2 separate regions of the Homo sapiens genome follow, and region 2 is linked to region 1. Evidence: read pairs that join two places in POLR2A ChIA-PET (ENCODE). Cell type or tissue: MCF 10A. All regions are shown on one strand. Each heading gives the region's core, and the rest is flanking DNA. Links, peaks and the distances in the headings are about the cores only.

Region 1 (15,718 bases), core at 4,278-9,277:
GAGCATTTGGGGCTGGGAAGGAGCCATGGAGGCTGAGGGTACCTTCCGTTCCTCTACCCCACTTAGGACCAGTGCCTCTCTTATCATTCAAGTGGATCTCAATGTGCTGTATTCCTCCCCTGGGGAGACCCAAACCAGACTCACCCTCAGATGCCGTGGGCCGAGTGACTGGCTCCAAAGGGAACAGGTGCCAATTAGAATGGCATTTTGCATATTCTTTGAATGTTATTCATTTCCTGCCAAAAGACACAAACTTTCCCTCCTCCCTGCCCCCGTCCCGGGAACCCACAGTGTTTTCCGTTCTTCCTCTCCAGCTCTGTTCCACTCATAGTCCCCGTTTCTCTGGGGATTTTGCTGACCCTTCTTCTGGAGCTTCTCTTGGCCTCCCAGGCCCTGATCATCAATGTGGAAACCCCCCAGTAGATGCGTCTTCAGGCCCAGACTTCCCTCTTTGGAGTGGCCAGACAGCAAATGCTCAGACCCCCTCCTCCCCGTCGAACAAGCTCAGAAATCAGTTGCCCGGGAAGGCCCTGCCTGGACTTTCTTGAATAGCTGCAGGTCTAGGCTGGAAAGCCCCTGAGGAGGACTTATCACAGGGACTGGGTGTGTTGTGGGAGAGAGGCAGCTGGCAGAGGCCCCACCAAATTATGGGTTAAAGAGCTCCATTTGAAAGCATTTCTGGGAAGTTGTCAAGTGGAGATGGGGGAGGCTTAGGGAAATCTTAGGGATTGAAAAGAACCCTGGAGATGATTTCATTCAATGCTGTTTATTATTATTAATAACAATGGTTTTTAAATTCATTTTTAACTTCTGGAGAATCTAAGACCTAGAGGAAGAAGGTCGGTTCCCCGGGGTCATGGGGGTTAGCAGCCGAGCTGGATGACAAGCCAGGACTGCCAACTCCCAGTCCAGCGCTGCTTTCACAGGACACTGTCTCTGTAAGTGCTCTTAGGAGAATGTCACCATGTCCCCAGCATGCTGTGGAGGTGGCAGCTGCATCAGTGGACCTGCTGCTTCCCTGGCCTTTGAGCTCCAAGCCCAGCCTCTGCCGAGACAGTCACTGAGGACGGCTATTACCTGTCCCTCGGGTGAATCCCAGAACCACACAGGGGGTGCATCAGGCACACCTTGGGTGGAATACCAGCTTGGGTTGCTTCTCAGAGAAGTTGTTTCCCACTTTCAGCCCCTGCTACCTTATATGTGTTTCATACCACATGCTCTGCTCCTCAGCCGCGGCTAACTAGACCAGGAATAAGTACCCAAGGCCAGCCAACGTGTTGGCAATAAACAGCCATCCGGTTTTTCTCTCTTAAGAGTTTGAAATTAAAAAGCAGACTCTGTTTGGTCATAGGGAGCTCAAGTAAATGTCATGATCAAGGAGGACTTACTTGTTAGGGCCATGTTATAAAACCATAGGCAAACCAAAGTCACGAAGAGAGAAAGGCTGAGCCAAGAGACCACAGCCCAGGAGGAGAGAGAATGACGAGGCCGGGTACTTTGCTTAATTAAAGTCTCATATCCCTCATAGTTATCTCTACATCCACTTTTCATATGTGTTCCTGTGAACTGAGTTCTGCCGCTTGTGACTAAAAGCACTTTGGCCAGATGTGATGAGGTTGGGAGCATCTTCGCAAAAAGGTCCCAGATGTGATGAGGTTGGGAGCATCTTCGCAAAAAGGTCCCAGATGTGATGAGGTTGGGAGCATCTTCGCATAAAGGTCCCCCTAAAAAGCCCAAGCAATAAAAGAGTGGACAATGGCTACTAATGGCCCAGGCACATCCCCACTCTATCAAGGCAGAGCTAGGGCTTTGGAGTGGAGAATTAGGGATTGGTGATATCCAGTGGGATGTAGAGGGGAGAACTCAGCCACTGGTGGCTACTACTCCCTTCATCTTCCTTTAGGAAAATGCTCAAATGCTCTGGGGTAACCCTACCTTGAGAAGCCCTCTGCATCCTGTTTCACCTCCTTGAGAATGTGCAAATGAATGACACTCTTACCTTGAGGGGAAACCTCCAGTGTGTCCACTGCTATTGACCAGGACTATCCTCCTCTTCCCTGGAAATAACACTGTGTGTGTCTATGTGTTGGGGGATGGCAGAGGTCGGGGCTGCGGGGAACAGAGATGATGGAGGCATGGTCAGCTGATTGCCAGGATGTGAATTTCAGGGGTTAAAGGCACTCCATCTAACTTGGATCAACGATCCCAGGGCTGTTGAAGGAGATGACAGGCCCATGTGTGTGCCCACACTGGCTCCAAGCAGAGAGGAACCAGTTCTACCTCAAGACTCCCAGGCACCCCCGATCTGGAAGACAGAGCTCTATCTTGCTGCAAAGCTACATCTGCCCACCAGATGAGCAGTACCTGTAAAAACTTCCCACATCAAGCCTTGTGGGGCTAATGCCTCTTCCAGAGCCGCTGACAACAGGAAAATGATCCTAGCACTGCACTTCCCAAAGGACTCAGAGATTCTTGCCCTGGAGCCAGGAATGGGGAGTTTGATGTTGTGTTGTCCACAGACATTCCAGAAGGAAAGGGTTGCAGTAGGAGAAGGCCTGGACGAACAAGAGGAGGGACCAGGGAACAAAAGCAGATTCTCAAAGAGGTCAATATATATTGGCTAATTGCTTAATATTGGTAATAGTATTAATAACAAAAATCCCTACCATTTACTGAAGGCCTTTAGCATGCCAGGCCTCTTGCAGACATCGCTCCAATTCATTCTCACAGCCTTGCAGAATATGTATTACTTTCCCCATTCTACAGAAGAAGAAACTGCTACTCCCAGAGGGTATGCTTTCAAAGATCACAGGGCTGCCACCAAGCCTGCTGCTTCATGTCTGAGTGAAACAGAGCAATCTCCCAGATAACAGGAGACGGGTAGGTGGAAACATTTCTAAAATGGGGCTGAAGGAGAGCAAGTAAGCGCCAAACCTCGGTCCCAGCCCCTCTTGGAATTGAGTTAAAGAGAAAAGAAGAGCTAAGAGCTCAGCGTTCCTGAAAGCAGCATGGGTGTCTTTTTTAATAAACACGCCAAAGCTTGACTCTCTGAAAAGCGTGCCGTGCCTTTGAAAGTGGGCCCCTTGGAAAGCTGTGTTCTATCAGAGCTGCTATTGCTCAAAACATTTTCAGAGCCTCCTCTTGGGCAATGGCCTTCAGGGCTCACAGCACATTCCTTTGAAAATCTTCAGACCAGGCGCCGTGACTCACGCCTGTAATCCCAGCACTTGGGGAGGCCAAGGCGGGTGGATAACCTAAGGTAGGGAGTTCAAGACCAGTCTGACCAACATGGAGAAACCCCGTCTCTACTAAAAATACAAAATAGCCAGGCGTGGTGGCACATGCCTGTAATCCCAGCTACTAGGGAGGCTGAGGCAGGAGAATCGCTTGAACCCAGGAGGTGGAGGTTGTAGTGGGCCGAGATTGTGCCATTGCACTCCAGCCTGGGCAACAAGAGTGAAACTCCGTCTCGAAAAAGAAAAAGAAAATCTTCAGTGTGGCAAATCTTCCTCTTCATCCTCTGGGGCAGATTTAATTTGGGGGCAAGTGCCAGGAATCACTTCAGAGTTGAGTAAGCCAACTGGGGTGTCTTATTTGGGGTCCAAATGAAGTGCGACCCTAAGGCAGAAGAGTGCCTTGTGTGGTAGAAAACCCAGTGGAGCCCTTGGGGACAGGTTAAGAGATTAGCCCAGGAGCCCTGGAGCGAAAGAATGGCCTGCACCCTTGCAGGGGGTGCAGGGGAGGCCTTGAGCGAGATCTGAGGGCTCTTCATAGAGAGAGACACAATCAACCCTAATCAGGGCATAAGTGAAAACACACGGTCCCATAAAGTGTCCTGGGAAAGATGCCACGTTAATAAAAGAGAAAAATGCAGAGGAATGGGTGAGGAGGGAGCCGTTAAGAAATTGCAAGTGCCTATAAACTCTGCCCTGCAGCCCCCACCCCCGCCCCCAATCATGGTTCCAACTCGTTTTTCGTTAGGACTCAAGGAAAAAAATCTTAAAGAAACTAGCCCGTTTGTAGAGATAGCAGAGGACGGAGCTGGCCACCTGACTGGAGTCTTCCTCTGCTGAGCCTCTGTGTCCCCTGCCTGGCGGCTGCCCTTCCACAAGTCTCTGGTGTGACCGGCCTTGAGTTACGTTCCTCATTACATAGTACGTCTTACTAGAACTGCCGTCTGGCAGGCCAGGATGCTGGGTGCAAAAGAAGAGGGTTACAGTGGATCCGGGTGCAGCAAGGACCATTGTTTCTACTCTGGGGCATTTCTGAAACACTATTTAAGTAATAGGAGTCATTTTCTCCTTTATATCCCCAAATTGGCCTTGGGGACCAGCTAATATAGTGGCAGCTGGCCAAAGCCTTATCACATTTCCAGGCTCCAACCAAACAGGAAATGGGATTCAACTGTAGGCAGAGCGTTAGTTCTCAGGTGGGACTTCCTGATGGTCAATAATCAGAAAGCAAGCATCAGCAACAGTTCAGAGGGAGGGAGGAGACTTTGTCCGTACAGCGGAGGAACTCCCAGTTTACGGAGTAGGTTTGAGAGACACTAACATAAGCAAAAAAAAAAAAAAAAAAAAAGAGAGAAGGAATATGCCAAGGTCACTACATTGGCAAAGATTGTCAGGTAAGCATGGAATATTTAGAAATCTGGGGAAAGGCCAGGTGTGATGGCTCATGCCTGTAATTCCAGCACTTTGGGAGGCCGAGGCGAGTGGATCACTTGAGGTCAGGAGTTCGAGACCAGTCTGACCAACATAACCCTGTCTCTACTAAAAATACAAAACTTAGCGGGCATGGTGGCACACATCTCTAGTCTCAGCTGCTCAATTTGGATGGCTGAGGCATGAGAATAGCTTGAACCCAGGAGGTGGAAGTTGCAATAAGCAGAGATCACATCATTGGTCTCTGGCCTGGATGACAAAGCGAGACTCTGTCTCAAAGGAAAAAAAAAAAAGAAATCTGGAAGAAAAACAAATGAGAATGCATAGCCTAGCTAGAGTCTCATGGTATCAGTTACAGCAGTTTTAGGGAGATGATAAGTAGTCTTATAGCAGAGATGTGATGCCAGAAAAGAACTGGAGTGGCTGTGGAAATGGGGAAGGACATAGGAACGTGGTGACAACTCTTGCCATGCTTCGTAATTGTGGGGGACAGCTGAGCGGGGGAGATAGGCAGGAGAATGTGTCTTGCTGAAGTGGGGAGTTCACACTGGTACAAGTAATACCAGTAGTTTGTACAAGTGGTTTGGCTGCAGAATGGAGAGTTGTTCTTAGATTTTTGTCCTGAAAGAAGTCACCTAGGAGGCTGCAGAGTTACCTTCCCAAAGATTGAGAACTGAGCTACACTCCTGTCCTTGTGCCTGGTTGGCATGTCTGGGAGCAGTGTCTAACGGGCACTTGGTCCTTGGGGCCCCTTCCAGCTGAGGAGGTTTGACTCCTTGCTTTGAGATGATGGCGAAGCTCTTTCATCTTTCCTGCCCCCAACCCCAACTGCTGGGGGCTCGGGTCAGATGCAAAGCCGGGCTGACTGTCTTCACTCAGGAATCTGTGCTGAGACCCAAGGAACAGGAAGCAGCTGAGATGCCTCCAGTTAATACTGCAACCGGAATACCCTCCGCAAGAAGGCTCAGCCGGGAGACCTGACAGAATCGGCATTGTTCAGCCAGACAGCCGGGAGCAGCTGCAGGGCCCCCTGGGTCTCCCTAGCACTGGGGATTGTGAATAACCTTCATCCTGGGCTCACAGACATCCTGAGGAGATCAGGGAAGTGCCAGCCTGTCTGGTACCGGGTTGGGCAATAATCATTGGTCAAAGAGGATCAAGGACAGAGGCCTTTGGGTGCTTATAATCCTACCCAAAAGAGGTCACAACATGTTGTGGAAGGACAGATAAAAGAAGCCAGGAATGAAGGGACCTGTTCAGGCAGAGGTGGGGGAAAGGGTCTTCCTATCATCACTGGAGCAGTTAGCTAAACGCTCACCCTTCTCAGCCCAAGCTCCGGATGGCATTCATAGTGCAAGAGTGAATTTGCCATTGTCTTGAAAAATTGTTCCTCCCCAAGAGGGAGCCCAACCAGGAATTACATCAAAGGATCATAGTTCTAGAGCTAGAAGTGACTCCAGTGATCACGCAATTTATCGCCTTCACATTGCAAAAGTAAGGTAGAAAAGTGAGGTAACTGACTCAAAGTCACACCCCTCATTAGTGGCAGAGCCAGAGCTTAAAACCTGGATCTCCAGACTTGAAGGCCAGTGGTCAATCCATTGCTGGTCTGCATAAAGCTACTTGACCCAGCCCTCCAGAGGCTGGCATGGGTGAAGACTAAGGAGGAAGTAGCAGGAATTGGACAATATAATGGGTATACGTAAGTACAAAGTGATCAACTTACAAATGAAATGCAAAGTTACAGGAAAATGAGCCTTACAGATTTGGGAGTAGTGGAAAGAGGACTGGACTATGTATGAGTCAATAGACCTTGGTTTAGGTTCCCCTTCTACCACTTGCTCACTACGTAACTGGGAGAATTCTACTTACTATCTCTGAGCCACGATTTATTCCTCTGTTAAATGGGGCTAAAAATATTGTAAGATTCTTATGAGAAATAGCATGTGTAGAAGTACTTTGCATCCAAGAATGTGTTAGGCAAACGTTAGCTGTTGTGGTAATTACTGGGATGATCCTAGGGTAGGTTTCTGAGTTTGGAGGCTGGAATCGATTATGGCTGGGATACTCCTAGTTCTCTGAGTTTCCCAGTGGAAGAGGGAAATCTGAAAATTGACACGAGTTGCTACTTCATCTTAGCCAGCTTCGGATTCAACAACGGGAGCTGAATTAAGCAGGGAAAGATCTAAGCCTGAATGCAAGCTCAGCCACACAATGGGGAGCCTTACCATGAGGGGTCCCAGGCTCCGGTTTCTGCCCTGAGAATCCTGGCCTTCCCTGGGAGGGTGCCTCTTGCAGAAGAAATGAAGCCTGATACCTCTCAACCTGAACAGGATCCCTTGGAGCTGTCAGGAGTGGGAGGCATGGAGTCAGGAGAACAGAACAGGAAAGGGGGCTGCCAGCGTGAGGCCCACATTCTTTAGCCAAAGCCACTTGAATATGAAGGGACAGTGGGACCCACAGCATCCTCCCTCACAGGCCTGGTGGCACCACCCTTGACTTTTGATACCAGGCTTGGGTGCAAAGGTGTGTCTCAGGCATTAAACTAGAGAGTGCAGCCTGGGATACCTGGAAGGGGAAGAGTTTGGAGGTCTGTTGTGATCCAGCTCAATGCAGCAGCTTGTCCTAGGTAAGAGCCCTGCTGTGCGGGCTGAGGTCATTGCTGGCACGAGCTCCCCACTCACTGCAGACGCCTGCAGTCTGTTTTAATATCTGCAGCAACCACATTCCTGAGCAGGGTGGGTAAGAGCCTTTCTGGACAAGACTGCTTTCCACCAAAAATTATTCCAGTTCACCAGAGGCAGATATTTGAGAGAGAGCTGGATTTTTTATTTTTTAAGGAGGAAAATAAAAATTCAGAGAGAATGAGTAAAGGCAGGAACCAAGAGGAGAGCAAGGTCCTGAGGACCGGGGAAGGGAGGAGGGACCTAGGGTCGTGAGGGAGAGAAGACAGAATATACAGGCAGTGGGTGCTGGGAAAGAGCTCTCTCTTTGGATCTAGCCTGTCTAGGCCTTTCTTAGGTCCTGATGAGTTTACCTGTTACCATCACCATTCATTCATTCATACACTCAACTGACACTTGACTTCCACTCCATATGCCAAATGCTGAGCTAGGAAGACAGAGAGGTTGTATTAGCTATCTATTTCTGTGTAACAAATCCATAATACATCATGGTTTAAAACAACACACTTTTATTATCTCACAGTTTCTGTGGGCCAAGAGCCAGGGCACAACTTAGCCAGGTCCTTTCTTTAGAATCTCTCACAAGGCTGTAACCAAAATTTTGGCCAGGGTTGGCATTTCGTCTGAAGGCTCACCTGGGGAAGGATCCACATCCAAGTTCACATGTTTGTTGGCAGAATTCAGTCCCTTGATGGTTGTTGGACTGAGGGCCTCGGTTCCTAGCTTGCTGCTGGCCAGAGGATGCTCTCAAATCCTTGCCACGTAGGTCTTGCCAACATGGCAGCTTGCTTCATGGAGATATGCAAGCTGAGAAGGCTGGAGAGAGGGTCAGCCAGCAGAACGGAAGTCACAATCTTTTGAAACCTGAGGAAGGAAGTGACATCCCATTGCCTTTGCCATATTCTGTGGATTAGAAGCAAGTCCCAGGTTCCACCCACACTCCAGAGGAGGGCTTTACACAAGGGTGTGGAGGCTGGGAGACAGAGACCATCAGGGACCATGTTAGAGGCTACTTGCCCCCAAGTCAAAGTTGTTTTTGGCCTTCGGGTAACTCAGAGACAGCAATAATGACAATTATAATAGTAGTAGCAGTACAATAGTAATAATAATGGCAAAAGCAATGCATTGAATACTTACAGTATGCAGGGGCTGTACTAGCTTGTCATATATATATATAAATATATATATATTTGCTTATCTAAATAGAGGGGTATCACACACACACACACACATATACACCTGTATATACATATTTGCTTTTAGTTCCTTTTTTTTTTTTTTTTTGAGATGGAATCTCGCTCTGTTGCCCAGGCTGGTATGCAGTGGTTCAAGTGATTCTCCTGCTTCGGCCTCCCGAGTGGCTGGGATTACAGGCGCCCGCCATCACGCCCGGCTAAGTTTTTGTATTTTTAGTAGAGATGGGGTTTCACCATAGTGGTCAGGCTAGTCTTGAATGCCTGACCTCAAGTGATCCACCCACCTCGGCTTCCCAAAGTGCTGGGATAACAGGTGTGAGCCACCGTGCCTAGCCTGCTTTTAATTCCTAAGTAGGTATCATTATTATCCTCTTTTTAGGCGAGGGAACAGGGTATCAGAGAGAGCACAACAGTGAGAGATCTAGGAGTTTTTAACTCCGATTTATCAGACTTCAAAGGCTTTGCTCTTACTCTCTTCATGTACATGCCTCCCAGATGAATGGCAGTCTAACCCGAAAAGTGCTGTAATGGTCCCTCTGTTTAGGGGTACGGTGGAAGGCTTCTCAGAGGCAGTGACATGGAGGGAGCCCCCTGTAATAACAGCAGCAGGACCCGAGGGGGAGTTCAGGGAAAGGAAAGGAAAGCGACACAATCCTTTGCTCTTGAGGAGCCCTTGAGGCTCAAGTGAGGGCCAGACCCAAGGAGAAGCCTCAGGGCACTAGCTGGGAGCAGCGGCAAGTGCAAGCGAACAGCTGTTGGAGAGCTCCTAGGAGAATGTAAGCCAGTGGCTGTTTAGATTAGTTTTCTAATTGGCCGAGTGTTAGCAAAGCCTCTTGTGTATACAGTGGGAATAGTTAATCTTGTCTATTTGTATATCCACTCATGTTCTGTCACTCCCTGATCTTCTCAGCTATCTGCCTCTTACTGTGGGTTTTAAGCCAAGAGAGGGTTTAAGTCCATGGGACTCTTTCTATGCAGCCCCTAGAACCCGTGGGCAGCAGGAGGAGAGCCACACAGTAGAAAAAGGTTCAAGTGCTTCCCCCACTCCATGCTGCCCTTGTCCCCACAGGCCTGCCTGGCCATACAGCCCCACTTGTCCCCAGGTGGCCTCCCTTCCTGCAGTGCTCATCTCCCCAGCACACCACTCCAGTCACTAGAACACATACATTTGCACAAAGCAACCATATGTCACCTCGCAGCTTCATGACAAACCTGGAAGTCAGGTTTTATTATTCTAAGTGAGAAACCAGGAGAGAGGTTAAGCGACTTGCCCAGTGTCACTCACACAGCTGTGTGTGGCTGAGCCAAGGTCAAAGCTGGGTCTTGTGCTCCTTTATTCTCTCGCAAGGGCTTCTGGTCTGGCCCGTCCACCCCACACACCATGTTCACATGTTCATCATGCAATTCCTTGCTCAGGAAGCCGTAAAGCCTCCTCCACTGACTGCCGCCGCAGCCACAGGCTTCTGCCTCCCTTCCAGGGCCCTTGAGTATTTGCTTCCCTTTCCTTGCCATGAACCCATCTCCCCTCTACAGTGGGTTCCATGCTAAGAAGGCCAGGTTCCCAGACTCCCTGAGACATCCCAGGTTTCTCAGTTCCCTCTCTGATTAGACTGTTGCTAGCTTTATTTTTATTTATTTTTTGTTTCATTTTGTTTTTAAGATGGGAGTCTTGCTCTGTCACCCAGGCTGGAGTGCAGTGGTGCAATCTCTGCTCACTGCAACCTCTGCCTCCCGGGTTCAGGGGATTCTCCTGCCCCAGCCTCTCGAGTAGCTGGGATTACAGGTGCCCACCACCATGCCAGGCTAATTTTTGTATTTTTAATAGAGACGGGGTTTTGCCATGTTGGCCAGGCTGGTCTCGAACTCCTGACCTCAGATGATCCACCTGCCTCGGCCTCCCAAAGTGCTGGGATTACAGGCGTAAGCCACTGTGCACTGTGCCCATCCTGTTGATAGCTTTAGATTGGGGACCAAGATATAAACATCTCCCATCACACGCCAAGCCCAGGCACATGGAAAACGTGTGTGGCTTATTGATAATGAAGAGAGAGAAAGATGAAGATAAGGTAAGGGGGACTTTGAGGGATATGAAGGTCTTCTTTCAGATGCAGAGTCCTCCCCTCTGACTGAGGGACCTCCTGCCTAAGACATTATTCCCTTGCCTCCCCACATGTCTATCTTCAGACTCCAGGTGTCTGTTAACGATTTTCTTCCCTTCATGACCTGAGTGTGGTCAAAACATCTCTTTGTAGATGTTCCAGGCTCAGCCAGTCAGACATGCACTTAAACGTACAAATTTTTGGAGACATGGTGAGTGGAACAGGTGTGGTCATAGGTCACAAATGGGACATAATGGCAAGAAAAATGTCCACTGTTCAATAGCATTCAACACATAAGACTGATGCTACCAGATTTGTTTTGGGGAATACCATTCAGAGAATTTAAAGAAATGACTATACAAATGGGATAAAAGGTAGTTAGAGAGGTATTGACTTCCCCAATCTCTTACAGATCTTATAAATAGCCATAACACTATTGATTACACACTTTCTGTTTGCCACTGTAGTAAATGCTCTATAAAAATTATCCCATATTTAGTCTTGAAAACAGTTCTATAAGATAGCGTAATATTATCCCTGTTGGAAACTGTGGTTCATAGAGATTAAGTTGATTGTTTAAGACTACACGTATAGTGTAAAAGTCAGGATTAGAACCCAGAATGCCTGACCCTAGAACCCTTGTCCTTAATCTCTGATACCAAACGGACGGCCTCCATGTTTCCCTGTTTCTTTGCTGAGAGAGATTCATTAAAAATGCCTTTTGCTCCTCTCTGGCTGAGACTTGCAGTAAGAGGGAGAGAGAAGAGAGAAGCCCCACATCGGGGCTCCTCCCACTTTTTAAATAGGGGGATGGGGTCTGGGTTCCTTCTTACCTAGCATAGTCCTCTGCCTTAAAACTTCGCAAAAGTGGGCAGCTGGTAGAGTTGCATTTTTTAAATGCTCCAGGCTGTGTCTTCTTATCTCAGAGAGGCTTGATTTACTTTCCTCTATCTTTTCCCAGTCCAGGGCCCCGTGATGGATTTCACCTTGGACATTTGCCTTTGGAACGGTTGCTCCTTGCCAAGAGCACTCCCCCAGAGACAGATGGAGAAGGAGACAGCTCCGTGGTTCCCGTTCTGGGACTGGCCTTTTGCCTCCTGCCTCCCACAGCTCAGGTGGAGAGAGGAGGGCCCTGCCCTTACCGACTGGAGAGCATCAGGTAGGACTGCTGCTTAGCAAGAATAAAACTGAATTTCTGCAGATTTGGCCTGGGCCTGCTCTCACTTGAGATGTGTCAGGGGAACAGGAGAAGAGACAATAATAGTAAAGTGGTATCGACGTAGCGTTAATACTTTCCTCTTTGTTATGACTATTCGTATGTCTTTTCAAATTTAATCTTCACAGTAACTAACTGAAACAGCTTTTGTGTTCCCTTCTCACAGATCAAGAAACTGAGGGTCAGTGAGGCTAGGATGACACGGATGTGGAGGAAGGGCTGGCTTTCCAGCCTGTCTTCTGACATTAAATCTGTGTGTCTTTTATGATGCATCAAGGAGGAACGCATCTCCCCCATGGCTTCCTCTCACTTTTGTTTCTTCAAAAGAGATAGAGTGTGGCTCAGATTAGGGCAGCTCATCCTTTTCCAGTGGTGGATGCCAAGGGAGAGAGTTTAGCCTGAAGGAAGGGTTGTCGTGCTGAGCCAAGATCAGGGTCTACACCAGGCAGACTCGAAGTGGGAAGTCACACTTACAAGGGAGCGGGTGGCCAGCCAGCCCCCTTTGCTGTGCTTGGAAGAGAATAGCAGTGAAACAGTCTCTCCACAAAGCACTGGGATATGGTTTGACTGTGTCTCCACCCAAATCTCATCTTGAATTGTAGCTCCTATAATTCCCACATATCACGGGAGGATCCTGGTGGGAGGTAATTGAATCATAAGGTCAGATCTTTCCTGTGCTGTTCTCATGATAGTGAATAAATCTCATAAGATCTGATGGTTTTATAAAGCAGAGTTCCCCTACACAAGCTCTCTTGCCTGCCACCATGTGAGACGTGACTTTGCTCGTCATTTGCCTTCCTCCATGATTGCGAGGCCTCCCCAGCCATATGGAACTGTGAGTCAATTAAACTACTTTCTTTTATAAATTACCCAGTCTCAGGTATGTCTTTATTAGCAGTGTGAGAACAGACTAATACACATTTAAATCTTCAGTAATCATCATGCTCTGGGTAACACACAGTCACATAAGACTAGAATTCAAGAGAAAGGAAAGAAAGTAGCATTTTTGAGGTCTCCTGTGCAGTAGGCATGGAACTAGGGAGTTCACATATTTTGTTTGATTTTCATAACAGCCTTATAAGATGGGCTTTACTATCCTCATTTCAGAAGAGATTGAGGCCCAGAAAGATTAGATAATTTGCCTGTGGTCTCATTGCTAGTAAATAGTGGAGGTATAATTCAAATCCCAGTTATCTGTCCCTGCATCTGTTAGTAAACTAGAAGCTGGTCTTTCACATGTCTCCTGGAGAGTAGGGAGGTCTCTCTTCCAGAACCCAGGACAGTGCCTCACAGACCATAGCTTAACCTGGTAACTTCTACTTCCTAACCCATCCCGCACACATCCTGAAGATGTAGTGGGGCAATAGGTAGAGTTAGCAGAAGGAGTTCAGGTTGTTAGTCAGAAAGAACCCCAGAGTTCCCCTCTGGCTTCATGTCAATCTTTTTTTTTTTTTTTTTTTTGAGTTGGAGTCTTGCTCTGTTGCCCAGGCTGGAGTGCAATGGTGCAATCTCGGCTCACTGCAACCTCTGCCTCCCAAGTTCAAGTGATTCTCCTGCCTCAGCCTCCTGAGTAGCTGGGATTACAGGTATGCACCACCATGCCCGGCTAATTTTTGTATCGTTAGTAGACACGGGGTTTCACCATGTTGGCCAGGCTGGTCTTGAACTCCTGACCTCAGGTGATCTGCCCACCTTGGCCTCCCAAAGTGCTGGGATTACAAGTGTGAGCCACTGCTCCTGGCCATCAGTGTTTAAAGACAGGCACTGTGCCTTTTTCACCTTTGAGTTACTGGTGGCTGACAAATAGCAGGGGCTCAAGAAAGGTAAGCTACTGACTTTAACTGAGGAGACTTGTTTTTTTTTGTTTTTTTTTTGTTTTTTTTTTTGAGATGGAGTCTCGCTCTTTCACCCAGGCCAGAGTGCAGTGGCGCTATCTCAGCTCACTGCAAGCTCCGCCTCCCGGGTTCACACCATTCTCCTGCCTCAGCCTCCCGAGTATCTGGGACTACAGGCGCCCGCCACCACGCCCAGCTAATTTTTTGTATTTTTAGTAGAGACGGTATTTCACTGTGTTAGCCAGGATGGTCTCGATCTCTGAGAAGACCTTAAGGTTAAGATATGAGAACTTCAAAATCATAGAAGCTACAGTTGCAGATTGGCCAAAAGCATATAAATTCACTGGACACAACCCAGTGAAAAATAATGAGGAAAGGGGAATTGGGCAATTGGATGGAAGGCCTGGAAGTAGCTGCTACAGAATGTGCATCTGCAGGGATTCAGGAGACCCGGGTTCTAGTCCCAGCTCTGCCACTCACCAGCTGGGGGATCTTGGGCAAGGTGCTTCCTCCCTGTGAACCTCAGTTCATTTATTTGTAAAGTGAAGGATGGGGGCCGTATTCTAAGATCCTTTTGATTCCCACATTCTGGGAGTTTTGAATCATTACTTGCCTAAACACCTTCCCAGATTCCTGGGGAAAAGATAAAGAAGGTTGTTTCTTTTTAAAAGCTTATTTTTAAAAAAATTGACAAGTAAAACTTGTGCCTATTTATGGCATATAACATCATGTTTTGATATATGTATACAGGCCAGCATGGCTAATTCAAACTATTGAACATATGTATTATTTGACATCCTTATTTAATGGTGGTTAAGAACATGTAAAATCTACTCTCTGAGCAATTTTAAAATATAAGATATATTGTTTTGAACTGTAGTTGCCCTGATGTACAATAGGTCTCCTGAACATATTCCTCCTGTCTAACTGAAGTTTTGTGTTCTTTGATCAATATCTCCTCAATCCTCCAACCCAACAGCCTCTGGGATCCACCATTTTACTCTGTTTCTATGAGTTGGACTTTCTTACATTCCACATATAAGTGACATCACGCAGTCTTTATCTTTCTATGCCTGGCTTATTTCACTTAACGTAATGCCCTCCAGGTTCATCTGAGAAGGTTGTCTCTAGAAACAGAAAAGAGTTTCACCTCCAACCAGGGTGACAGGAGCAGTCCTACCTGAGAGCCAGAGATGGACTTGATGGCATGAGCCAGATCTTTTCAAGTCTGGGGGTGTTGCTGGTTTGAAAGTGGACATGGTACCCCATTTCTAAACCTCAGGCTCTCTGGACAATGCAGCTCAGCCTTCAGCTCCACCAGAGAGGCTGCAGTGTGTGAAGACAGCTCATTCTGCGGGAGGAGGAAGAGCAGAGAAACCACCACCCTATGGGTCGTTCTCAGATCCCTCGTGTGCTGGCTGTCTCCCACCCAGGCTCAGTTTGCACTGCTAATCTGTTACGTCTTTCTTGGTAATTTAGCACTTTCAGACAGTTATTGTTAGATTCTGTTTATTTTTCTAAACCTCACAAAAAAACCCATAATACAGCAAGGGAGAGTGGGAGGGGGAGTTTTTCTAGAAATATAAACTCAAGATTCAAATGCTCTTCCCCATCTGCAGGGCAGCTGTTGTGGAGCCTGGTCCATCCTGAGCACTCCAGTGTTCCATTTCAAGGATCTCTTCCTGGCTCCCCTCCCACCAGAGAATGTGGCCTTGGGATCAAGGCGTGGAGAGCTGCCAGCTACTGCCACCTGCCACAAAGCCTCATCACCCTTGCGTATCTCTCTCCCCTCTCCGTCCTCGGCATGGGGTCACATTGTGGGTCATTATTTCCTTTCACCAAGGTATGAGCAGAGGGAGAGAGGGCTGGAAAAAGAGACTCTCCCTTTGCTAACTGATGAGGGAGAAGTATGGGGTCCAAGTGGGCCTGCCCCTTGCCTAATTTTTGCCCAATTTTTTGGCCTCTGGAGTCCCTGGTAGACTTCTTAACTTCTTGCACACAAGGTTACCATGTGTCTAATTGCT
Region 2 (10,876 bases), core at 351-5,350, 58 kb before region 1:
GAGCACCCTCTTTCCCCAAGGCAAGCTAACCAGACTGTCCCAGGGAGCAGTGAGGGGGACCGAGAAGTGGGCAGCCAAGACAGCCTCCCATGCAGGGAGCCCACCGAGGCCCAGCTCCGACCTGGAGCCGCGTCCTCTTTCAGCAGGCTGGGAGCGATTACCATCTGTCCATCAGCAGCTTCAAGGAGCCAGTGATGACCTGGGCCATTCAGGGAGCCAGCCTGGGGGAAGGGGTTCCCGCTTTGATGTGCTCAGCGAGGTCAGAGAGCAAGCAGGGGGGAGGCCCACGGGGAGAGCGGCTGGCACTGTCTCCTCTCCCATCCAGGTTTCCGGGAAGACGCCAGCTTGTCCTCATCACCTCTTTCATCTCTCCGTTCTCTGGGGCTGGTTCTTGTCCTCTCGGGCCTCCCTGCCGCCCAGGTGGACAGCCTTGGGCCCCTCATCCCAGACCTCCAGCCTGTGTTCCGAGGAGCTTGTGGTGGCCAGACCCATCCACCCACTTTCTCTGTAGTTGGCTTTAAGGGGCATGTGGTCATCACTTCATGCATGCAACACCACTCTGAGGGTCAAGCGAGAATCTCCCCCTTGGAATCAGGGGCTCCCCATGCTGGAAGGGGACTCAGGCTGTGGGCATCACCCCCATGGTGGGATGCTCCAACTCCGTTGCTAACAGACAGCTGCCAAGCCTGGTCTCACTCACTCACAGCTGCCAGGGACTCACTGGCCACTGAAGGTGCCACCTTCATGGGAAAGAAGACAGAGGAAAAGAGAGGGTGGGAGCTGGAAGGTGGCAGGAGGACAGGGAGGGAGCGAGCCACTGTGCCCTGGGCTCTGTGCGGTCCTCCGAGCCTCTGTCTCACACCAGGGCCTCCTTCAAGCCGTGTCTGAAAGGCTGCCAGCCCGTCCTGGCCCTGCCGGGGAGTCTGGCCTTTTTCCTGCCTAAAGTTACAGAATTTTCCAGAAGTATCCTTGGGTTTATTTTCTGGAGTTATAAGCCAGATTTCCCTTGTCACCCTACTTCTCCAGCCTAGGAAAGAAAATTCCACGAGAGAAGGCAAGCAAGAGGCTTAGAGGGCCTGTGATCACAGCTGAGACTCACTCTTCCTTTCCCTACTCCCACACGGACCCCCGAAAGCCAACACTCGTGGTAATTTCTGCATTCGACTTTTGTGGCCTATGTGGAGCCTGTTAGGTTTAAAAGCTCCCAATAATAGCCTTGTGAGGGATATACTATTCTTCCTTGTTTTTATTTCCATTTTACAGATGATAAACATGAAGCCCAGAGTGGTCCACTGATTTCCCGAGGCCACATCTGTACACAGCAGAACTAGGTTTTGACCCATCCGTCTAACTTGGGAGCCCCACTCTTAACCTGTGTTTCTCCAGTGAACCAGGTGCTGAGAGACCAAAAGAGAAGTCCCGATTCTCCTCTCTCCAGCCTTCCCAGATCCCAGCCAGGGATGAGCGAGTGTACACTTGGAGCAGGAAGGCAGGTCTCCTAATGGAAAGACAAGGCAACTGGGTTCTTTTTAAATTCTGCCGCTAGCTAGCTGTGTCACCATCTTTCCAGACCTCAGTTTCCTCACCTGTAAAATGGGCAGTTGAGACAAAGTTGATGATCTCAGTCTCTAGATAAGACAATCTCTGAGATCCTTTCTAGTTTCAAGACCCTGAGTCTGGTTATGCCAAGATTACTTATTCGGGAGAAGACACAACATCCCTAATCCCTTACTGGAACCCACAAATTCAGCATCTCAGAGAAGGGCAGTGTAGAAACTCAATGTTAAGATCCAGTTTAGAATCCAGACTGTACTTGGAAGTGAAACCTCCCAGAAGGGACCTGGACATCGGGCCTTTTACTATCCTGCCCGGGGCCTTCCCGTCCTTTCTGGGGCCTGGCATCCTGCACGGTGCCTGGGCTGGGAAGGACGGGCCTGGCATCCCAGGCAGTGACTGGTCACACTGCAGCTTGCCATAACAAAATATCACAGTTTGCTGGGGCTACCGTAACGAAATATCACAGCCTGGGTGGCTTAGACAATAGAAATTCATTTGCTCATGGTTCTGGAGGCTGGAAGTCCAAGATCCAGGTGTTGGCAGGCTTGGTTTCTCTGGAGGCCTCTCTGTTGCTGATGGCTGCCTTCTCTGTGTGCGCTCACACAGCTTCTCCTCGGTGTGGGCCTGTGATCTGATTGCCTCTTCTTACAGGGACACTGGTCAGAGTGGGTGAGGGCACGTCCTCGAGGCTCCATTTCAATGGACTCACCCCCTTAAAGGCTTATCTCCAAGGGTCGTCACATTCTGAGGTACTGGGGTTGAGTCTTCAACACAGGAATTTGGGAGAGACAGTCAGCCCATAGCACACACCAGCCACTGCTGGGGAAGGTGGTCACAGCAGCAGAGGCTGGCTTCTATCGGACACTTGCCGCGAGCCAGGCACGGTGCTGGGGCTGTGCCGTGTGAGCTCATTGAATCCCGCAGTGCTTCCACGAAGGAGATATTTCAGAGATGAGGAAATCAGCTTGGGCAGACTGCCTGAGGGCATGCACCTGGAAAGCCAGGAAACAGGCCTGGACGCACGGACTTACCCACGGTACTATGTTGCTGCCCGATTAGATTTCTAGCACTTTCTCTAGAGGAGGAGGGTCATGCGGTTACGCTCTTTGGGGCCATTAGTCTGTTTTTCTAGAGTCCTAATGGGAATGAAGAACAGCCCTAACTCTGCTATTCTGACTGCAGTTTGGGGGAGAACTAGGAAAGGAAAAGCAGAAAAAGGGGGTCAGTTCCTCCACACTGCATATGGAGAAGGGCATTCCAAGCTGAATTAGTGGCTTTGACTCCGGAGAGGGCAGGCCATGCCCAAGTGGTTGTTAGAACCTCAGGAGCACATGTGAGGAGCCCCCAGGCTAGCTTAGGAGATGGCCTTGGAAATGGGAGGGGGCACAGTTGTTTCCCAAACTGGGCGGGACTTGGGGAACCCCCATCTGGGATTGTCCACCATGGATGTGAAGACCAAGGGCTCAGGGAGTGAAGGTCATGGCAGATACCCCCAGCCAAGGTGGCTGGCCTGGGAGTGGGAAGATGCCAGGAGAACACAGCATGGCCAGCAGCTCCCTGGGGCTGTCTGACAGCTCCTGAAGGGCCTCGGGTTCCACACGGAGTGTGGGGTGGTTTGAAGGTGTTGGCATGAAGCCAGTGCTCCTTGGTTCCTGGTGTGGGGGCCAGAAGCTCAGAATACTGGGGCTAAGGGAACCCCCTACATCTGACATCAATTCTTTTCCCTGTCCCCAAATGGGGGCTGGAGTGGGGAAGGGTTGAGGTTGTCATGTCCAAAGCTCTTTCCTTCTCATCCTCCTAAGCACCCAGCATCACTCATCCCTGGACAATTTAGCTGCCATCAGCACCTGCTGTTTGATGCAGAAAGAGGGGAAGGGGAGGTCAGAGGAGGGAGGAGAGCAGAGGGGACACCAGAGGCTTTGTTCCCAGGTGCCCACCTCCTAGGGAGGGAGGGGTGGGGGTCAGTGGCAGCCCCATGCCCTATCTGGCAGGCAATCCTGTGTCTGAGTTTGGGAATTAAGCTGTCCTCGCCTCTCCAGCATGAATGAGGCCTGGGGGACTGTGACAAGAGCTGTCAGTGCTGGTATCCTGTGCCAGTAATCGCTCAAAAGGCCAGGCAGCTCAGGACGCCTGGGAAAGATGGGATGGAGAGGGCAGGGTCCAGGGCCTGCTGGGGAGGGGCCAGACAGGAACACAGACACCTTTGTGTGCACCTGATCAGTGCCAGCCACTGGCTGCTTCCTGTCGGAGGGGCTTTGTCCCTGTCCTGTCTCCCATGCCTGGACTTTAGGCAACTCTGGGCCTAGGGCCACATCCAACCACACTGTGTTCTGTCCCCAGCGCTTGCTCGGGGCCAGGCTCCGAGCTTCCCCTGAAAGCTTGTCCTGGAGGGGATCGAACTTCAAGGCGAGGCAGGTGACGGTGAATGTCTTGACGGCCCTCAGCAGATGGGGCTTTTACTGAGGTTGAGTTTCTTTCTGGCAAGAAGTTTTGGGGACCAGGGTTCTAGGCCGTGGGCCCCAGCCCAGCTCATTCCAAAACCATTAGGCCAGGTAACCGCAGCAGCACAGTGGGGCCAGGTGACAGCTGGAGCAGCTGCAGACAGCCTCAGTCCCCAGCGTGCTGACATGTTAGAAGTACACGTCACTATCTCAGCAGTCAGCCGCCACATCTGGAACTGCTCTCGGCCTCCTCTAATTGCCTCATTATTTTCCGAGGAAAAGCGCCCCCGTCCCCAGCTCTCCGTTGCTGTCCCTTCCCTCTGGCCTGTCCCGAAATCCACCTGAATGAGCCCCAGACCAGGGTTTGGGATTCTATGGGGGAGGGGAGGGCATCTCTCCAACTTGCAGGCCCTAGAAAAGAGAGAAACCACACATGGACCTGGCTTTGTCCCTGGTGCCCGGAACGCAGGGTCCTTGAAGAATTCAGGTGGATCCCTTGGAACACGCAAGACTCTGACCCCTCTTCCTGTCAGCAAGTGTCTGTCGTGCACAACATTGTCTGAAACTAGGGAGAGGGCAAGGAAGCAGAAGATACAGTTTCTGCACACAGTGCACCTGCCATCTAGGTGGAAAGACAAAAAGGAAGTGGAGAACCAGTCAGGCGAGGTGTGGCTTATAATCCTGACCGCATCTCATTTGTCCACCCATCACCTAGGGGCCCGGGCTGTGTGTTGGCCGTAGTGGGTGTCGAGATGCAGCTGTAGCCCTGTCCTGGAGCACCTGACATGTTTCAGAGAGATTGCAGGAGAGGCACCCAGGCATCCGGAGATCACTAGCAAAATGCCGATGCAGCCTGGGTGGGGAGGGGGCCTTCCTGGGGACCTGAGAGCTTTCAGGAGGAGAGAAGGGAGGGGCATTCCAGAGGAAGGAGTGCTGTGGTTTCTAGATGTGTCTGCAAGCAGTGTGGTGTGTTACTGCAGTGTAGAGCTTGTGGCAGGGAGCGACATGGCTGGAGAAGTAGCAAACTTGGGGAGCTTGGATCCTGACCCATAGGGGAGGGGAGCACGAGACGGCAGAGGTCAGAAAGCCCAGGGAGGGGGAGGTAGGTAGCACAGAGCTGTTGCGGAGTCAGGGCCGTGGCACACCTGGAGGCCTGCGCCGTCCTGATAATCCTCTCAGCCGGTGACTAAAGGAGCCCTCCAAGCAGCAGACAAGTTACCCCTCAACATCAAGACACCCAGAAACTCCCCGGCTTCAGCTCTCCCTGGGTCTCAGGTCACCACTTAGCCCAGCTGTGTCCGGTGCAGACCTGGAAGGAGTGTGGGAGGATCTGTTTGGCTGGTGGGTCTTAGGGTCCTTCTTTTTTTTTTTTCTTGAGATGGAGTCTCGCTCTGTCACCAGGCTGGGGTGCAGTGATGTGATCTCAGCTCACTGCAGTCTCCACCTCCCGGGTTCAAGCAATTCTCCTGCCTCAGCCTCCCGAGTAGCTGGGACTACAGGTGCGTACCACCACGCCTGACTAATTTTTGTATTTTTAGTGGAGACGGGGTTTCACCATGTTGGTCAGGATGGTCTCAATCTCCTGACCTCGTGATCTGCCCACCTCAGCCTCCCAAAGTGCTGGGATTACAAGTGTGAGCCACCCTGCCACCCTACCCAGCCCTTAGGGTCCTTCTTGTACTTGTTGGGGGCTCCTTGTTCCTGGAAGCCCACGGTCTCCCCCACCTGCCCAAGGTGGGCCCTGGGTGGGCCACTCTCAGGCCCAGCGACCCGGCTGGCCTGTCCTGGGAGTCTTTGCAGCCGGAACCTCAGAAAGGATGGGGAAAGCTTGGAGCTGCATGTAGGGTTCCAGCTGGAAAAATTGGAGGGGAAGGCACACTCCATCCTGCCCCCAGCATCAACTGAGGCCAAGAATTCTCCTAACAGGGCCTGGCTCCAAAAGATGACAGGCCGCCCATCATCTGCCGGCCTCTGTTGTGGTCCCTGGCACAGTCTCTGTCCCTGTCTGACTCTCAGTGTTTATACATATTCATCCCTCTGTGCCCCAGCATGTGGTCCCTGGTTAGTGCCTTCCCCTTCTGTTAAGATTGCACTCTCGTCCCCTCGCACCTGCCTCGCTCCCTGCCTCTCATTTTCTGTCTCTTATTTTCTCTCTCCAGTCTCTCCTTCTGTGTTAATGTCCCTTCTCTCCTCTGGGTGGCAGCTTCGGCGCCATCCTCTCTTCAGCCTCCTTTTCACTGGGGAGAGCCCCTCTTAGGGGAGGCCCAGCAGCGGCCCCATGATGCAGGGGTGCTGATGAGGGTGCCTGAGCCCCCACAAGACCTGTGTGGGAGGGCAAGGAGGGATGGGCAGAGGCGAGGAGAGGGTGGTGAGAGCTACGGGCAGGGCCTTGGTCAGGGAAGTGAGGAACCTCCTTCACCTCACCCAGTCCCAGCCCGGGACGCCCTTCACAGAGACGGAGGCAGGAATGGCGCTCTTTTCTCTGGCTTCCTGCAGCTGGGGCTCTGTGGGGCCGTAGTGGACTTCAGCCTCGGACGGTCTCCACCAGCTCCTCTCTCAAACAAACAAACTGAGCCTGCTCTGCAAATGTTTGATGACCGGTCCCCTCTATACCTCCCTTGCAGCCTCCCCAGGCCCCTGCTGTATAGAAATGCTGGAGCCTCCACCACTCAGAGATGGGCACCAGCGCTGCGCTGAGTCCAAGAGGGGCGAGGCAGGCCTCTCCTGTTGCAGGGGAGTGGGGTGTACGTGGGACCCTGGGGAATGATCCTAAGGTGACAAAGTTGGGACCCTTCAGTAGCTCATAAACTGGCGTGAAGACTAAAATGAAATGGTAGGGGCGACTCCAGTCATGGGCCCCTGGGCTTAAGGCACCTCAGCACTTCATGATCCCTCAGCCGGAGCCCGGAAGCCTTCCTTGGGGGAGGTCCAGCAGGCGTCCAGCTGTCCACTCCCTGGCCTCGCCTGGCTCCCTTCCCTTGCTGGACACGCACCGAGTCACCAGGCCTGCTTCTCCCCAGGCTTCAGATGTGCAGGCGCGCCCCTTCCACTCGAGGCCTGGTGAGCGGCTTCTCTCTGCTCCATCTGGCCCCTGGGCCTGGCTGGCTAAAGCCCCTGCTTCAGGTCCAGGCTTACAGGTTCCCATCTCCCCAGGAGCCACCTGTAAACCCTGCTGAGGACCTCAGGTCCTTCTGTGTGGTCTAACAGCCCCCATGCCTGCCAGCCTCCATGCTGTCATCATAATTGAAGTTAACTCTGTTTAATGTTTTTTTTTAAGACAGGGTCTCCTCGTGTCACCCAGGCTGGAATGCAGTGGCACAGTCATGGTCCACTGCAGCCTCAACCTCCTGGGCTCAAGCTGCCCTGCCTCCTCAGCCTTTGAAGTAGCTGGGACTACAGGCGTGAGCCACTGTGCCTGGGCAGAGTTAACTCTGTGTGACGTTGTGTCTCCATTGCCCTCTGTGGGTTCAGGAACACCAACCGCACAGCTGCAATGTTCCAGTCGTTAGCTAGGCTCTTTCGTGTGGCCTGCTCCATTTAATCACCTCGGTAACCCCTTCATAGAGGAGGAAACAGAGGCTAGGAGAGGTGAAAAGTCAGCCGGGGGCGCACAGCAATCGCTGCCTTTTCTCCTCCCCAGGACTCTGAAGGGATCAGCACTGCTTTCCAAGTCCAAGTTGTGCTGCAGCAACTTCACAAAATGCCACTTTTATGCATTTATAAACACCAAGTTTAACAAACACGTGTTGAGTGCATTCCATACATTAGGCACTAGGCAAGTCTGGGGTATGGGTGGGCGTGTCCAGCAGGTCACCTGCCCATCTCTGGACCACTCGATCTCCAACCCAGCCTCTCTGTGCCGGCCAGGGCTGAGCGGGAGGGACCGGGTGTGGGGATGCGTGCGGTGGGCTGGGGGTGAGGGTGGGGTAGGGGTGGAGGGGGACCGGGTTTAATGAGGTGACTGCCACTTGTAAATGAAACAGAAGGCGGAGCTGCTTGTGTGAACCTTGACCTCTCCTGTCCAGCGTGCCTTTCATCGGGAGCTTTATGAGCAGCCGCTGTGCTCCGACGGGACCCACCGCAGCCTGGGGGAAGGCAGGGCTGGTCCCAGAGTGGAGAGGAGGCCGCCTGGGGGAGGGGTGCAGGCCTGGCTTCCACAGAGCCCTGCGCCTCTGTCCCTCTGTCGTCTCTCCCAGGAGTTTTGGAAAATAAATGGGTGGGCTGGATTTGAGAGGCGCTGCTTAGCACTGTGGATCGCACACTTGGAGACCTCTGAGAATGCACATTTCCAGGCCCATCCCTGCCGCTTCCGGTTCAGTCGGTTTGGTTTCGGGCTCGAAAATTTGTAATTCTAAAAAGCTCTCACAGTGATTCTTAAAACCAGTCAATTTTAGGAGCCACAGTCTTGCAACACAAGGTCATGCCAACTCCAACAGAATCTTCAGCTGGGATTTGAAACCCCAGTGCTCAGGGGTAATCGTCACCCCGTTTACTGAGTGTCCCCACGTACTGGACACTTATCTTGCAGCCGTTACCCATCGGACCCTCCAAATAATTCTGCAAGGTGGATGGGATTGTCTACAATTCACACATGAGCCGGAGATTAAATAACTCAACCAAGGGGATCACTTCTCCGCCTTTTGGCTAAGATCAAGTGTAACTCAACCAAGGAGAAACAGAACTGAGATTCGAAAATGGTTCATCTCACTCCAAAAGTTCTCATGTCAAGCAGATACTCTTTATGACGCTTACATAAAGGTGGCCGTTCACACGGAGATATCCAGAAACCCAGAAACTGCAGGAACCCAGAAATCACTGTCTTATTTTATTCTAAGTGCAGCCCCTGGAGCCAGCTTTGGACATCAAGATTAAAGACAGCCCTGCAGGGCAGAGGCACCTGGATGGCTTGTTCTCAGTTTCATCCCCAGTGTCCAGCACAGGCCTGGTACATAGGAAATGCTTGGGACATGCTTGTCAAATGGGTAGTAAATACTGACCAAAAGAACAAAATAAAAGGGCCCTGGATACAAAGCCTCAGGCGGCCCCTTCTTCATTGTACACCTCTGCATCCAGCAGAAGAGTTTTCCTTTCTCTTGTGAGCAGAGGAAGTGGGCTTGGCTGGAAGGAGTACAGTTCTGGGGAAGGGCCCTGGGTGTGACCTACGAGAAGAGCAGCTCCTGGAATGGAAGGGGATGCCCTTTCCCCCTGCCCGGCCGACCTCTTGCTGCATCCACGGGCGTGCATTTCAGTGGGGCCGGCCCTCTCAGTCCTACTCTTCCGGAGAGGGTGCTCTCAGGAGCTGCCCACACCTGGGGGCCCAGGCTCTGCGGTGCCCTCGGCCCCATGCAACGTGATAGCAGCCTCAGCTTCATTTTGCCAGTGCCTCATTCATCCAAAAATTATCTATCAAGCCTGGCAAGGTAACCATTGAATTGCATGCTTTAAATGTGTGAATTGTATGGTACTGTGAATTCTCAAGAAAGTTATTAAAAAGAGAAAGGAAGAACCTTATTTTCTAGGCTAGAGATTCTTAGGGCCCTTGAACCCACTGAAGCTCTCACCTGTAAGGCTCACACCTGTAATTCCAGGTGTGACACCGAGGCAGGTGGATTGCTTGAGCCCAAGAGTTTGATACCAGCCTGGGCCACGTAGTGAGACCTCATCTTTCCTATTAAAAAAAATTAGCTGGGTGTGATGGCATGCACCTGTAGTTCCAGCTACTTGGGAGGCTGAGATGGGAGGATCACTTGAACCTACGAGTTTAAGACTTCAGTGAGCCCAGATTATGCTGCTGCACTCCAGCCTGGACAACAGAGTGAGGCCCTGTCACAAAAAAAAAAAAAAAAAAAAAAGGAAAAATTATTGAAAAGAATGAACTAGGCTGGATGCGGTGGCTCACACCTGTAATCCTAGTACTTGGGGAGGCCGAGGCAGGCAGATTACCTGAAGTCAGGAGTTCGAGACCAGCCTGACCAACATGGTGAAACCCCATCTCTACTAAAAATACAAAAATTAGTTGGGCATGGTGGCAGGCAGTTGTTATCCCAGCTACCTGGGAGACTGAGGCAGGATAATCGCTGGAACCCAGGAGGTGGAGGCTGCACTCTAACCTGGGTGACAGAGCAAGACTCCATCTCACAAAAAAAAAAAAAAAAAAGATTTAGTGAGCACCTCCTCTGCCAGGCACTAGCTATGTAAAGAAGAAAAGATGTGGTTTGTGCGTGGTTTGTGATCTTAAGGAGCAGAGCGGCTTGGGCACTGAAGGAGGTGGGAGGGAATGAAACGTTAAGGGGTTGGGATTTTTCACCCGGGGAGGAAAAGGCTGAGGGTGGCAAGGGCTACAGAGGAATGTCACCTTTGCCTTACATCGAATTGTAGAGGGGAGAGGCCCAGACCCCCTGCACTGAGGATGGGCGAGATGGAAGAGGAGGCATCTTATCCATGCTCAATGGAGGGCCACCAGACCCGTGAGAGGTGGCAATGCCCTTTCCTGCTGAGGTATGAACAGAACAGAATGAAACCTGTCTGCTGAGGAAGGTGGATGTGAAGCCTTCCTGCAGTCTGGACCACGGCTTCAGAGACCGCTGGAGTGCTGCTCACCCCAGGAGGCGTGACAATTCTATCTTTAGGTAAGGGGTTAATGAAATTTACAGTATCTTACAAACCAGGATACTTTTGAGAATGAAATTTGGCACTCAATAATCACACCAGGGCTGAGCGCAGTGGCTCATGCCTGTAATCCCAGCACTTTAGGAGGCCGAGGTGGGAGGATCACTGGCATCCAGGAATTAGAGATCATTCTGGGCAACACAGTGAGACTCTATCTCTACAAAAAACAAAAAAAAAACTAGCCAGTTGTGACGTGCACCTGTAGTCCC

The links. ChIA-PET counts read pairs that join two places held together with the same protein. Peaks named below come from ENCODE experiments on the same cell type or tissue, not always from the same donor. Only the 100,000 strongest peaks of a DNase experiment are listed, where the experiment ranks them.
Region 2: POLR2A ChIA-PET joins it to region 1 with 5 read pairs; 5 of 35 experiments call an interaction of 5 or more read pairs at or near these places.

Annotation. Positions count from the first base shown.
Region 1 is chr11:126,124,080-126,139,797 of GRCh38, reverse strand. LOC105369591 reads left to right here. Exons shown (of 4, transcript XM_017018656.2): 2 at 11,605-11,802; 3 at 14,995-15,164; 4 at 15,314-15,718. The coding sequence ends at 15,543. LOC124902784 (a long non-coding RNA gene) reads right to left here. Exons shown (of 2, transcript XR_007062938.1): 2 at 7,838-8,212. It overlaps LOC124902783 (a long non-coding RNA gene), which reads right to left and starts at 4,308. Exons shown (of 3, transcript XR_007062937.1): 1 at 2,667-4,308; 2 at 2,365-2,555; 3 at 1,981-2,109. In MCF 10A, for the core only: no CTCF peak of the experiment used is centred there; a DNase peak (open chromatin) is centred at 7,347.
Region 2 is chr11:126,182,588-126,193,463 of GRCh38, reverse strand. No RefSeq gene overlaps it. Among named protein-coding and RNA genes, the nearest start is that of RPUSD4, 24 kb to the left of the region's middle. RefSeq lists enhancers at 6,821-7,746, 9,995-10,494. In MCF 10A, for the core only: no CTCF peak of the experiment used is centred there; no DNase peak of the experiment used is centred there.